3 separate regions of the Homo sapiens genome follow, and all the other regions are linked to region 1. A link is a loop called in an ENCODE intact Hi-C map of the cell type or tissue named here. Cell type or tissue: heart right ventricle. All regions are shown on one strand.

Region 1 (5,000 bases):
GCAAGGACAACCAAAACAATAAAATAACATCTCTTTCCTAAAATTTAAGAACATCAAGTAAGTGCCCCTTAGGCTGGGTTGTGATTCCTGGAAGTTTCAGCCTATGAGAACCATATTGGCGACATCAAAGACTCCCCCTCTTTCCAAAAAGCAATTCACTTCAGATGCTGCCACACAATCGAATGCTTTTATGGCCACCATGTTTTTTTGGTTTTTGTTTCGTCTTTTGTTTTTTCCATGCTTAATGAACATGCCAGATTCTTGAAATAGAAAGAAGATGAGAAAACCCAGTAAGATGGAATACCTCTAGAAAAGAAACTAGGCAGGGACCTGATGGTAAAGGATAAAAACACATTCCAACAGGAATTCTACTTTTAGGGAGAGTATGAGTTATTAAGAAGGATGTGGAAGGCACATTTTGGCTATGAAAGCTGGTCCGTGGACTCCTCTGCCAGTCTCACATCAGACAGGATGCAACCATCCCCACTCCATTCCTTCGACAACTTCCCAGAGCACATTCAATCAGTGTCCCTTAAATTGAGGACAATACTATATTTGGGTTTAATACTGTGAGGACAGTCATTTAGTTTTCCTGTGGCAGGATGATAAATTTCCTGGGAACCAAATAAGGATTCTCATTGCATTCTTCTGCTTGATACTATGAATGCAGAAGAATAAAGAAGAGGGTGTGACAAATCATATTTTCCAAAGGTCGGGTGTGGGGAGGTTCCCTAACGTTTAAAAGCAACCAGTTGTTAGCAAAGTGATCTTTAGAACAGTATTAGCAAGAATGTTTGCTCTACATCCACTATAGATATTCTCTCCTGCTTAGCTAGGCATGTAAGTACTGTGAGCATAATGTAAATACTCAGAACAGAAATGCATGGAAAGCTGGTGGAGTGAAACTCCAAATGAACAATTAATTCCACTTTCACTTCCCCCATCTACCTCCCTGAATACTACCTCCCTGCCCCCACTCACCTATCTTCCTCCCCCCAACAAGCATGTTTGCTAGGCATGTCAAGGCTGACATCCATCGGTGGCAGTATGAAACCTATGCCTACAGGCTGCTCCTGAGCATAGCCTCAAGGCTCTGCCATTGTCCGTAGAGTGCTCTAAGTTGTGCCCGCTAAAAATCTTCATCATTCCATTTGACTGTTTGGTAGTATTTCTTTAATTGTATTTTTTGTTTGTTTGTTTTAAAAACACCCTTTATTTCCTGCTTGCCTTAGAGACACCAAGAATAAAATCCTTGACACATCAAATTCTGGAACCTCACCACTCACCAGGACTATGGTTCCTGATCCAAGGAGTGACGACTGAGAATCAGCACACAGTCTCTTGAGGGTGTCCAGGCCTGGCTGTTAAGCTCCCTGCTCTGATTAGTTTGTCGAGTTCACAGTGTTCCAGAGTGCTGAAGCACAGAAATTAGGGAGGGGAGGTGGAAGGAAAATCACTGGAGCCTCTTACGATCTAACTTCCACTAACTGGGAGGAAATGTCTTATAAATAAACAACAGTAAGAGAAACAAAAAAAAAAAAAACCCATCCCGTCCTGCCAGAGGAATGTACATTATTGTCTCCCGACGGAAAACTTTACACCACACCAGAATGCAGCCATGTCTCCTGAAACTACCTCCCTCAAAACAGAAAGAAAAAGAGAATCAAAAAGGAAAGGAGAACAAAACAGAACAAAAAAGATTTCATCCCCTTGAATTCTGTTGGGAAGTTCATGTGAGTTCCCAGTAGACAAACTAAACTAAGCAATTTCAACAGTGTCACTGTTCCAGAATTTTGTGCAGAGGCTGCTTATTAGCCAAATTTCATTTCTGCCCAGATCACTGCTGTACCATCCAGACATTTTCAGAAGGGAAGTTCAGGGAAGGGGGGAAGGGTACGACTGTGGAGAAGAGGAAGAAGAGAGGACAAAGGAAAACTCCTGATGAACCAGAATGCCCTAGCCACGGCCATGATAGAGCGAGCCCCCACCCACCACCCGACTACTGCTTGTTGAGGACTTGGTGATGCGGTGTGTTTTATCTACTTACTCTTTCTGCTCGGGAGGCTGAGGTTCCTACATTTCCAGCTCATGCTGGACTGTACCGTAAGCAACAAGTGAAATGAGTTCAGTGATCTCATTCTAGTCCTTCGACTCCTGTCCACATCACTAAGCGACTGCACAGCTTGGCACAGGCCAGGATGAGTCAGCAGTCTCTGGTCATGAGAGGCCAGGCCTGGAATAGCAGGGGGGTTTAGGTCAGGAGCAAAATGAAGCAGAAAGGCAGTCTAGATGGCAGGGCTCTGTTCTGCAATACACAGAAATACTGCAGGTCAAAATGAAAGCGCCTCATCAGCTCTGGGGTGAAGATTGTAGGACTGTAAAAAAAGAAGCATCAAGAGAAAAAAAAAAGCTGCCTACCAAACATAGCAAGGACAAAACAGAGTACCACAGTCAGAAAAAGAGGGCACTGGTAGAGCCCTGGAGGATAAAAGATGCTCATTAAGGTTTCTGAAATGTCTTTTCTTCCACATGCTCCCAAACTTGAATTAAGAAATGGTGACTTCCTATATACTATCCTAGTATTTTGGTACTGTTTTCCCAATTCAGTAAGTAGCAAAACAAATAAAATGCAAGGCACTGCAGTTAAATAGCAAGAAAAGCCTCATATTTCATAAAATAATATGAGTCTGATATCTCAAAGGTGTACATTTGGGTTAATAGTGTCTGTATATAGCCTGTATGAAATGGTTAAAGAGGAGTACTCTTTAAGTTGAGCTTGGGTGGGGGTAGAGAAGAGCTTAGAGAAAAGAGAGTTACCAGTTAATGATAAAACATAGGGGAACTATGACACTGTGACCATATTTCTACTCAATGGGGCCAACATAGACCTCCATTAGACCTCCATCAAGAAGTGATGCTCCCACTAACAGGACTTCAAACACTTCTCCCTCTGCAGTAGTACTGTAATATAGCAAGGGGAGAGGGAAAATAAAATAGATAGAAAAACAAGGTTCAACATAAAAAAAATTAGTGATAGACATTTTGTTTCAGAGGAGGCAAATTGCTCTATAAGTCAACTGATAAAAAAAAGTCTTGGTATCTGAACAGACTTAGAGAAACCATATCTAGATGAAGATGCCAGGTGGAGACTGATAACTATCAGGAAATGGTAGTAATGGCCATAAAGAAGGAAGAAAGCAATCTCAAGTCACATGATGTAGAATAAAACAGCATGGAAAACAGAAGGAGAGCAACAGACTTCGGGAACACGAGTAAAATATTTCTTTAAAGTCCTTTTAAGAGGAGTAATGAGGACCCACCACATATTCCTAAATGTTGTCCCTCAGAGATGCACAGATGTATATGGGTAAGGAAATGTAAAATAAACTTTCAGCTTTCATTTCAGAGGGTATTAAGTCATCTGAACACATATTTACTAACTGTTTAATCTTGGGCAAATGAGCTTTCTAGCCTCAGTTTCTCTCTCTTTGAAATGGAAATAATATTATCATCCTCATGGAATCATTGTAAGCACTGAATCAATGTTCATTAACCCTTATCTCAGCAGTACCTGTCACATGGTGAACATTCAGTAAATTGCTTATTATTCATATTATTTGATTATCATATCATATCATCTTTATAAGTATCCAGTGAAAGAATCCCCCTCCAGTGTTGTTCCACTGGATTGAGAGGAATCAATATGAAGACTCTAGTAAAATCAGTTGAGTAACACTGCTTACACTGCTGCTTTAAAAAGATTATTTCTGTCTGGGTATGTTAAACATTATACTTGAAGACACAGGATGTTGAAAATCTATTATGTGAAATCCTTGAATTTGGGTATCTATGTTGTCAAAGCAACTTGGAGCCTAACAGTTGTCCAGTAACTAGAGGCCCAAAAAAGAAAAGAGGAATTTTTAGAAGCTTCTCCAAAAGCAACAGGATAAAAGTGTTATTGGCCTTAACCGCATGATGAGGGCTTTTTACCAAAGGGGAAAACGTAGTCCAGTTGATCATCGCAGCCTAATTGATTAATTGTGGGTCTGACCATCTGGCTGATGAATGCTGACACCCAGCAGTGATTACTGTGTAACACAATTCCGGATGTGCTCTCCCTGATGCCTCCCACAATAATGGCAACTCTGAACTTAAGGTTAGTTTATTCAGGCCTCTTGGCTCAATCTCTTCATGGAATAGTGGTTGTGGCAGGGAATATTTTACTAGACCTGGTCAAGCATTATCTTCTCTTATTTCAGTTACCCACTCTTTTCCAACTCTACTCCTACCCACTCCTAAGCCCTCTCTTGTATATAATCACTTTTCATGCAAAGCATTCCATCTGTAGTTTTCATCATATTATCTGATTCTCTCATTTCTGGTTGCTCTGTTCTGAAAAATATTTGACTAAACTAGGAGATCTATACTGCTAGAATGCCATTTCACAGGGGATCCTATTGGGACATGTTTATTGTATCTTATTTGCTACTGGTTTACTTCAAATTACTCTGCGCTTCCAAATAAAGAAAATTATTTTACCTAATTCATTAGCCTGATTAAAAGTCCCACATATGGCCCAAGTTTTCCATGAGATTATCAGAATACAAGGGTTAATAGACGATAATTCTTACATCTTAAGCCTACTTCTGACCCTCAGTTAGGAGTATCCCATGAAGAAGATTCCCCTGGAGCATACTTTACTGTTAGAGAAGGAAAGTCAGACCCATGTAAATGACAAGGTTCAATAGCAATGCCATCCACAAACCAATCTACACCTGGAGATGACTTGTACATGGAGAATTCACCAAGCAAATAAAACCTGTACATATAAATATAAACCCTGGGGAATTATAACAAAATAATTCCATTGTATTTTGTAGGAATGCACAGGGGAGTAACTGACACAAAATATCTTATACAACCTTGACCAACAAGTCACAATGACAAATCATCCGTTTCCTCTTTTCTTTTCCCAGATTGATTTCCAGCTCTAAATTCAT
Region 2 (5,000 bases), 170 kb before region 1:
AAGCATTCCATTTTACCATCTATCACCAAACCCTGAACAGCTCACAGATCTCACAGATCTTATTTAAATCTCTTACTTAATTCTTAAGTCTCTGAATGAATTTCAGCTCCTGCTCTACTTTCCAAGGGTGCTCAGCTGGCCTCACAAAAGCTCCACAGACACATCGTTCACTATCTCTGATGCTTTCAAGCTTAACAGAGGATGCCAAAAAAAAAAAAAAAATCAACGATTAAAAAAAGTTTATTAAAGTGAAACTAGGAGTGCAAATTTGAAGAAGTTGCTTCTACTTTTATTTCTCTCTCAACTCAGCACAGGTGTTTCCTAACTTATACTGCTGTGCATGCTGATGAAGGGGAGGGTTAAATTAAGGTGAGGGAGTGGGCCAAGGGCAGACCAACAAGCATATAGGATCTCCAGCCTCATGTGTTAATGGATGTGTTTAAAAATGGACCCCCCAAAAAGCCTAGAATGAGGTTTCTTTTTGGCAAATAATTAAACCAGTATACTGAAATAATTAAAGCTTTGTCTTTAAATAAAGCATCAGATCAACAGAACAAAAACAAAGATAAAAATTGCACACACATATGCATGTGCGCACACACGCTATGACACACACAGATACGCAAAACTAGTGGGTGAGGGGAGAAGGAAATTAAATAAAAGAAAACAAACAGAGTCCTAACAGGCCATTCTCCGAAAAGGAATCTAAATAAAAAGTCATATGATATCTGATAGTGCAGGACACGTCGCCAAGAACTGGAGCGGATTGCCTACAGGAAGAAAGGGCCAGTGTATTCCAGCTCAAAGAGCTTTTCTTTCCTCCTCCTCTATTTTTTTTCCCTTTTCTCCTCGACTGTGAATGTGTCACTCTCAGGTCAGATCCACGAAGAATCCCAGAATGACAGCTATCACCTGTCACTGTACTCTTGGCGGCACAACTAGCTGATAGGAGCTGCCTGAGTTGGGATCAAGAAGAGCTAGTGCAGCTTTCAGTAACAGCCTGTTATCCCAGTCCCTCTGCCCCTTTCAAAGATCCCCTTGGTCACATCAAAAACAGACCAAAAAGAAAAAGAAAAAAGAAAAAAAAGGGGGGGTACCAAATGAAAAATTAAAAATGCAGGGACAACAGCCCACAGCAACAAAAGAATTCAGGGAGAAAAAATAGAACACAAGCAAAAAGGAAAAAAGCAAAACCAAAACAACTCTTGTCTTCAATATAAAACTTTTTAAAGACTGAGTTTCTCTTATTTGGATGACATTCTTTTTAAAAGTATTTTTCTCCTTAAGCACTATTAAAAGCATTAAAAAATTCTACAAAAATACAGAAAAGTCTGAAAGCAATTCAAGAATATTCCTAAAGAAAACATGTAAGTGTAAGAAGTGAGTTACCCTGGAAAATTCTGGATTTGCCAAAAGTTCCCCTACTTCTAATATCTTTCAGTGAGTTCAAGTGCTAACACTGGCCACCTAGTACTTGTTTTTTATCTGAGGATCATTACTGAGGCAACACATACATAGTAAGGTTTCCCGAAAAGACTCCTTGTTATCAAGTTACTTCAAACATAAGGCACTCACACCTCCCAGCCAGGAGGGTTTTTTGATGAGCATCACACTCTGCCCTGATATGTATTACACCCTTAAGAAGCAGTTACATAAATGCATTCTATAATTATGGAAAATGTATATATCTATATTTTCCCCTACATTTTCCCTCCCCAGGGATATGAATAGATTTTATTTTCAGTTAATAGAAAAAAAAAGAAAAGAGTTTCTGATTCTTGAAACAACTGTTGTAGCTGTTTTCTACTTAGCAAAACAGTTATCTGTAGTTAGGAATGGTACATAATATATATTTAAGGATTTTTGTAGAGCTTGAGAATTGTTCCCCTTGTTTAGTTTCGTGTCTATAATGTACCTTAAAAAGATTTCTAAGTGACAATCAACATATAAATGCATTAAGAGGAGAACTTTAAGAAAGAAAACATTATCTTGGGTTTACAAATCCAGGATATTAGCATAAAGATATAAATGTACAGCATATATAAAAGATAAAATTGTTTACTACATTTTACACATACAGCTCACATCTGATTTCTTTTTGCTTTTGTTGGAGCATTAATTTGAAAATGATAAGCATTCTGAAATGTTTGCTACAACACAAATTCATGGTAAAAATATACATGCATAGGCAAAAATTGAAATGGAGAACACAAAGCTACGTGGCAATCAGAATCGTTGACAAAATCTCCATCTAGACTATATTTTGCATGAACTAGTGTATCATAGAAGGGGCAAGAAATCTCTCTGGGGGTTTTGTCATTTACATAATTAGAAACAAAAATAAAATACAAATATCTGCTCCCTTACTACCTTTTCTTAATAACTGACAAGTGACACAAGTGGTACCTTTTAAACAGATGGATGCAAAAACTTGTGAGATCGAATGAACTGATGTACCCCATTGGTATTTTGGGAACCCAAATTCCATAATTAACTTTTTACCCAAGTGGCAAAAGTAGAAGATGTTCTAGTCACCAAATTGATTATTTGATGGACTTTTGTTCTTTCTTCCACAAGATTTTGGCGACCCAGAAAGGGTAAAGACATGATAAGAGAAGATGCATCCTGAACAACTTTTATTGTGAGTAGAAAAAAAATAGCATAAAGTGAGCATAAGAACAGTTGGATTTGGAAAGATTAAAAGAGGAGAAAAGAGCAACATATGCAACTTAACTAGTCTTTTTCTTTTTAATTTTTTCATGTACATATATGTATATATTGGGATGATGGGGAGAAAAGATAACTGGATTTCTTTTGAATGTCTTTGTGTCTTTATAGAGTGAATGTTCTGTTCCTGTCTCTTTCTTTTTAGGCGAAAAACTAATAAAAATAGAAAAACATATATCAGACATTAAGCTCACTCCCCCCCCCCCCACCCTTCCCTTTGTAAAGAACTCTTTGTTCTCTAGTGAAAATGCTGAAAAATCCCCGGGCAGCTACTCCCTGAAACAAGTGCAAAACACTTAGAGGCTTTTGGGCTGGCTGGGAGCCAGAAACCCTCCCGCTGTCTGGTTAGAAGAGGAAAAAAAGAAGAGAGAGGGAGAGGGAGAGAGGGGAAGAGGGATGGGGGGCAGAGAGAGAGGAAGAGAGAGAGGAAGAGAGAGGAAAAGAGAAGGGAGAGAGAGAGAGAGAGAGAGAGAGAGAGAGAGAGAAATTGGAGCTTCCTTTAATAGACATAGGAAGCAGCGTTTTTTTCTTTCTTTTTTTTCAAAACTGGCGGTCAAGCGTTAAGTAACTCCCGTCTAAATCCACCTGCTAGAAATGAACTTGGGTAACCCCCCAGGGGTGCACAAAGACAGGGAAGACAGTAACATACTCCATACTCTTTCCCACCCCCCGTTGTACTGCTTCCATTCTTTCTGCTCTCATACACAAATGCCCACAGCTTCTCACGCCGCCCCTCTTACCCCCCAACAACAAACACAGCAAAATACATGCTCCCTCGGTCTCCTAAAAAAAAAAAAAGGCTTTTCCATCTCGGTTGCGACACAGTGATAAGGGGTAGCGAACATCTCATACCTGGTGTGAATGCTAATCAGTCAGGAGTTCTCCTTTTCCCAAGACAGGGAACTGTTTCCTTCCAAATTTATTAGAACCTCCTCCACTGCCTCTTTGAAAAACCTTCTTTGTCACCCTCTCCCAAGTCCCGATACTTCTTTAAAAAAAAAATGGCTTCGGAGCTCCTTCTATTCTTGATATTGATTCTCTCTCTCTCCCCCCACCCCTCCTCCTCTCTCCTGTCTGTGTCTCTTCTGAGTGGTCTATTGATAAGTCCCTGGAGGCACTGGGTCAGCCTGCCCGTAGGAAACCAGACACAATGCACAAATCTCCGAGTGCCATTCTGCCATCAGCAAGCAGACCACGTTTAGGAGAGAGAGAGAGGAAAAAAAAACAGTAGAGCAAGAGACAGAGAGAGAGAGAGAGAGAGAGAGACACCAACCGAGGGAGGGAGAGAGAGACTGAGAGAGAGGAAGAGAGAGGGGGAAGAGAGAGAGGGGGGGGAGAGAGAGAGAGAGAGGGAGAGAGAGGAGAGACGGAGAGAGAGAGTGTGTGAGAAAAAGACTGATTGGAACAGGAGGGAGAGAGAGAGAAAAGGAGAAGGAGAGAGAGCGCGAGAGGGAGAGCGGCACTGCCAGTCAGGTTAATCATCCCTACTTTAATTAGCTGTTCGGCTTAGACATAAAACAATTGAATTTGAATGATCTGTCAGCAGGCTCGGCTGAACCAAAGGGGAAAAGCGAATATTACAAAAAGACTGTTGGTGTGTTCTGATAAGCAATACTGCTCGTACTGACAAATCCTCAAAGGGGGAACTATTAAAACTTACAACTAAACAAAAAGTGCAAATACAAATGGCACTAGATAGAGGTCTTTAAAAAATGGAGTTTTCTCCTCTAGTTTTATGAACCATAGATATTTATGTGCAGGTGCCAACATATTAGGGGTTTTCGTGTAATGTGTGAAAGTTTATTAACGATGGTCTAGGAGTGTAGCAGACAGATGCTGCAGAGAACAAGACAGGTACAGTCAGATGCCGAATCTAGATCTTGGAGGGAGAAGGATGCTGGAAGAAGAGGCACCGTGGCAAGAGATCAGCACAGACAAAGTCAGTGGGCAGATAGGCAGACAGATTTTAGGCACGGCACGATCTCATCTAAAAAGGCAAAAGTTCTGATGCAATATTAGGTACAAAACAATCCATCCATCCTCCTCTCCCGGGTGCACTCCAAGGTACAGTTAAAATGGATTAATCTTTGTGACAAACAGAGCTGGCAAGGCAGACACTGAAGGCGATTTGCAGACCCAGAGAATACAGAGCTAGAAAAAGCCCCAGAGATCAATCTCTCCCCCTCCCAATTTAGTAGAGAGGAAACTGAGGCCCAGAGTCGACACTAGACACTAGGACTCCAGGAGCCCACCAGGCCAGTGCTCTTTCCACC
Region 3 (5,000 bases), 210 kb before region 1:
AATACTATAGTTGAGCATAGAATTTGCCCACGTATGGTACACCCAGGGATTTAGGTGGCAATCACATGCCAGAATTTTGCTTTAGATAATGAGAATCAAGTCATAAAAGAACTTGTGAAAATAAAAATTGAGACACTTAATAATATCAACCACCTGATCATTGTGGTCAGACATATGATAATTTCAATTCCTTAGCAATACTTAAAAAAAAAAAAAAAAACAACTAACTAAATAGAGGGATTAGAACCTGGAAGATAAAGAATCAAACATTAGAACAAGTAACCTTGGATCATAAATATTCTCTGACATTTTCAATTTGCTTGCAACATACAGGGTTTTGTTTTGTTTTGGTTTTGCTTCCATGAGTGTATTGTATCCCCCACTTTCTCCCCTTCTAGAAGCTGGCTAAGTATAGACGCAGACGGTGAAACTCAATCGCAGAGTGCTGACAGAGCTTCTCTTAGGGTCTACAGAACAGATCTACTGAGTCTCACATCTCTTGGTCAGCAGCGACAGGTAAACACTAGCTTTATTTTAGCAGCTCAGCTGCAGCTCCATGGGCAGCTGTCCTTACTGCACATAATCAGTCCCTCTTTTCAGGGGGTTATAACTCAACTATCAAAATACCAAAATATGCTCCGGTTTGAAACTTGGTGTATAGAGTCCCAAGCCCAGGAATGAATGTGGTTTACTTCCAAATTTAAGAAAATATTGAGTTTTGTAGGTCATTTATTTACTATTTTCAAATATGTTTGAAGAATCTTTTAAATGCCATAGGAAAATGTACTAAAAAGGACACACCATTTTAATACCTTTGGTGATTCATTCTGAATTTCAGCACACCACTGAAAGAACCAAATGGTGGTGGAAAAAAAGAGTTTGTTTTATTTTCTTACCAAATACAGATGTTTTGACCACTTGGGTCCTCATCAGTGTTCAAAATATTAGTGTGTTGTAACATAATAAAATAAAGGCGTTAACTTCTTTGTTTTGTTCTTTTCAGTGATGTGCAGAATGGATTAACGAGTTCTTGTTTCTGGCCCTCGTATAACTCAAAAACTCGTTTCAACTTAAATAAATTAAGTAAGTAATTAGTTCATAATATGGCCTAATCACCTCTGGTATTTTGAAACAAACAAAAACACAAAAATGGCTGTTGCACATTTGCACTTAATTACTTCCACAGAAAACACTCATGTGGACTTTATTACAGGTGACATAAATTTCAAATCTAAGCTTTGTTTGTGATAGAAACCTGGGTTATGGTATTGTGTAGACTTCCACGAAGATTCTGTAACCGTCCCTACTATTTTCCTTAAGAAAATGAAACCACAGTCTATGAAACCACATTCTTGCGCTCTTAATTGGCAAAAGAAAGTGCTTTATTTCAAAAACTCTGGAGAATAGTTTACTTCCTACAGAGGCTCAAAGGACGTTAATATAAAAGGTAGTATCATTTCTGGAATTTCTGCAGTGTTCAATTTTTGCTCTTGGAGTCTGAACAGTTCTTGTTTGCATACACGTCTATCTGGGAATTGCTCTTAGTGATCAGGACAGCCTTATGGAAATCCTTCCAGATGAATATACTCAATAGAGCAAAAAATCTTGCTCTGTCTTTAATGTAAAGGAAAAAAGGACTTTTAAACAAGTGTGTAATTGTGAGTTCTAGCCTTAAAGGAACTTTCTTGGCTTGGATTTCTTCTACCCTCCCCTTCAGATACTTAATAATCAAAGTATATGCCAAGAAACTAATGATGCAAACCAGAGTATTGCACATGAACTTGGATCGCTTTCCCATTGTGTAGTGTGTGTAGTGACCAAGATTGGACCCAAAAAGTCGATGATAGAAAATAGACAATGCAACATAATCAAGGTACGCCCACCTTGGGTAAATTCACTAACCCATTTCCTATCCTTCATAAATGCATATAATGATTCTCAGTATAGATTCTGAAACTTCTAGGCTAATCTGGCCATCAGCTGTGAAAGGAAGAAGGATCAACCTTGATTAGTAAACTTCCAGGTCATTTGCTTGGCATGAACCCACTGATGTGTTAGCTGCATACCTCACAATTCTTTAGGTGTTATCTGATGTTACCAAGCATTCCTGATGCCCTTTGAATTTCAATACAGAAATCTAAGTACAACTAAACATTTCCCCAAGCTGTGACAGCCTTATGGCTATTACTCATTTTAGAACTGAGACCAACTTTTCTTCTGACATTTGACCTGGGAGAGTTTCTTCTTTAGCTTTCTGAGTCATGCAAATTTATTCAAATTCTGTATTGCAACCCTTGTCAGTTGTGGCCATACATTCACTTAGTGATATCTTACACACAATAGGCTCTCAATAAACATTTGCTTTCCAGAATGAAACTAGCCTTATCATAAGAAAAAATGGAATAGATTTCAATAGAGTTATAAATGAACTAGAAGAAAGACTAATAGATCTTGAGTATATTAAAAAAAAAAAAATCAAGCAGTGAGAACAGTTGGGTTTTGATACAGTTTCCCAAGGGAAGTAGTAGAAGTTTCATTACTCAGGGCATTTTAAAGTAGAATAGACAAAACACTAGTGGGGTATGTTGAAATAAAATATGCGTAGTCCGTCTGTGAATTAGTGTTTACTTTCAATATAATTATAAGTGAAGCAACACTGTAATGGGAATTTTTCATACACAGGAAAGCTATGGCTACTATGTTTCCACATCGACCATATGTTGCACATATTGGTTGCTGTGGATGTGTATCCCTACTGCCCTCTAGTGGATGAAATGTAAGACCTACCTGATTAACCAGATCTAACAAGCTACTGGTTTGGGGGTATATCAATCTTTAATCATTTAGGGTAGAAAGAAAATAGCTGTGTTGATGCATTTTCCATCAAATTATAAAATTGAAGGGCATTAAAAACAACAGAATCAAACTCTGTAATTAAGACTGCCATTTAATGTTTGTTCGCACACGGTATTCATTTCTGTGTATCCCTGCCAAAGATCCATTGTGTAATGTTGTCCTCACATGACATTAAAAACACCAGTTCCCTGGAAAATACAAAAAAGAAACCGTGCTGCCTTGAAATACACGGAGTTCACTTTCAGAAACATAAAATTAATACAGACACAGTAACATAATTTGGAACACAAATAATGGCTACAAGAAACTTGAAAACCAGGACTGCTCCTTAACTCTGAGCAAGCGTATTAGCAGTCTATGGGTGTGCTGGCTGGTAGTCAGAAGAGGGCAAGCAAAATGGGTTTCAGAACAGGGAAGCTGATTTGAGAAAGGACTGACTAAACACATAGTAATAGGGCAGGAAAATAACTCTAAACACACATTTGGTACTGTGGGTATATATTTAATGCTGTCACATTGAGGCTGCTTTTCAAGTGTAGCACCCAGATGCTGTACTCCCAATGAAGAAAGATAGGGACCTGTACAGTTCTTTGGCATTTTGTCATTAAGACACAGGACAAATCTGAAGGCCATCCTCTTTGTATAATTTTAATTATTTTACAGGATTTAGACTTTAATCACTAAGTTTTAGTCTCACACTTAGCATATAAAATAATTCTCCTAAAACACCAAGAGGAAACAATTATACAATCTACGTTGCCAAAACAACTGACATACCAAAGAGAATAAATGAAATCCGAAAGAAGAGAAACATACCGTGTGCATGCTGAGTGCACCAGGGCAATGGCCCTTATTATGAATGTGGGAAATAAATTGGCTAAATCTTTAAATATCATAAATTGTTCGAAGCTGGTGATATGTGAGTAGATGTACACTTGAGGGGAGGGGAACTGGGTGGGCATGGCCCAGATCGCTCTCTGAGTTAGTGACAGTTTTTACAGTACATAATTTGGTAAAAAAGTATTGGTTTAGTAATGAAAGGTAGGTCCCAATGGACTTCTCCTTGTAAACTTAAAAAGAGCAACAGACTTATCTAGATAGAGCTACAAAGCAACATGAAAACTCTCATTACCTGAGTGATCTAGAAGAAAATCTAACTTGATAAATATCCTGGAAGCATTGTTTTCATCTCAACTAGATTTACTGTATAGCAATTAGCATCTCTATAGATAGATATGGGGAAGCCCAGGAGAGCTGGGGGTAAGCAGTATGGGCCAAAAGGAGGAAATACAGCCAATTTCCTACTTAGCACCACGGACAGAGCTGTCAGCAGAAAGAAACATCCTTGGAGTTATCCTTGGTGTTAAAGAAACACAAAGAAATCAGTGTTGCATTTTAAAGATGCTTCTTATCCCCATTGCGACTGGCAGTCTGGGTTGGAATTATGTTCCAGTGCTTCCCTGTAGGGCACCCATTGGAGCTGAACGAATAAAAAGGTGTCTTGCCCGCCTGTGCACATACAGGAAGGAAAGGTTGATACAGGAGAATGATGTCTCCTTGACTTTTGTCTGACTCTTCTCTGGTTTTTGAAAAATCATAGCACTCTGAAGAATACTATCCAGTCTTTCCCATGTCAAGACAAGTCCCTGTGCATTTCAGCCTTAGGGTCTCTAGGGCACAGGGATTGCTCTGGGGCACAACTAGGGAAAGGGAATAAGTAAAGACAACTCTAAAAGGAAGTAAAATGCCTTCTATTCCATCTCATGTTATAGAAGATTACAAATAAGACCCTCTTCTTCCTCTCAGTTCTGGCCTTTATGAGGTGGAAGTCACTATTAGACTCTATAACTGAATAACAGATTCTGGAAAATTAGAACTATCTCTCTTGCACTTGAGAAGTCAGTGGGTCTCCTTTTCTGTCCTGCTGAAGCCAGATACAGACAAATCTAGAGAACCAGTTTTATGAAAGAAAGTAGCCTAGCACAAATTATTTGGCATTAAACCATACCATCATTTGCTAAAGACTTGGAGTCAAAGCTTTTCTCATTTGATTGTTAATAAGAAGCTTATATTTCTAAAATATCTTGATTACCAGGGAACTTGTGGGTTTTGGCTTTAATCAATTCTTAGGGCTTTTCCTATCT

The links. Hi-C counts contacts between places; a loop is a spot of excess contacts. Peaks named below come from ENCODE experiments on the same cell type or tissue, not always from the same donor. Only the 100,000 strongest peaks of a DNase experiment are listed, where the experiment ranks them.
Region 2: a loop joins it to region 1, with 2.3 times the contacts of the local background. A loop is called at or near these places in 8 of 110 quality-filtered maps.
Region 3: a loop joins it to region 1, with 2.8 times the contacts of the local background. A loop is called at or near these places in 3 of 110 quality-filtered maps.

The regions. Positions count from the first base shown.
Region 1 is chr3:114,622,830-114,627,829 of GRCh38, forward strand. The region is part of intron 6 of ZBTB20 (zinc finger and BTB domain containing 20); the gene reads right to left. Among named protein-coding and RNA genes, the nearest start is that of MIR4796, 120 kb to the right of the region's middle. In heart right ventricle, no CTCF peak of the experiment used is centred here; DNase peaks (open chromatin) are centred at 1,102, 1,362 and 2,182; H3K4me3 peaks cover 2,719 bases; H3K27ac peaks cover 5,000 bases.
Region 2 is chr3:114,451,000-114,455,999 of GRCh38, forward strand. The region is part of intron 7 of ZBTB20 (zinc finger and BTB domain containing 20); the gene reads right to left. It overlaps ZBTB20-AS5 (ZBTB20 antisense RNA 5), which reads left to right and starts at 2,594. Exons shown (of 3, transcript NR_121661.1): 1 at 2,594-2,641. In heart right ventricle, no CTCF peak of the experiment used is centred here; DNase peaks (open chromatin) are centred at 832, 3,052, 3,442, 3,862 and 1 weaker place; H3K4me3 peaks cover 4,360 bases; H3K27ac peaks cover 5,000 bases.
Region 3 is chr3:114,416,124-114,421,123 of GRCh38, forward strand. The region is part of intron 7 of ZBTB20 (zinc finger and BTB domain containing 20); the gene reads right to left. Among named protein-coding and RNA genes, the nearest start is that of ZBTB20-AS5, 35 kb to the right of the region's middle. In heart right ventricle, CTCF peaks have their summits at 2,770 (motif pointing left) and 2,993; no DNase peak of the experiment used is centred here; H3K4me3 peaks cover 1,182 bases; H3K27ac peaks cover 3,953 bases.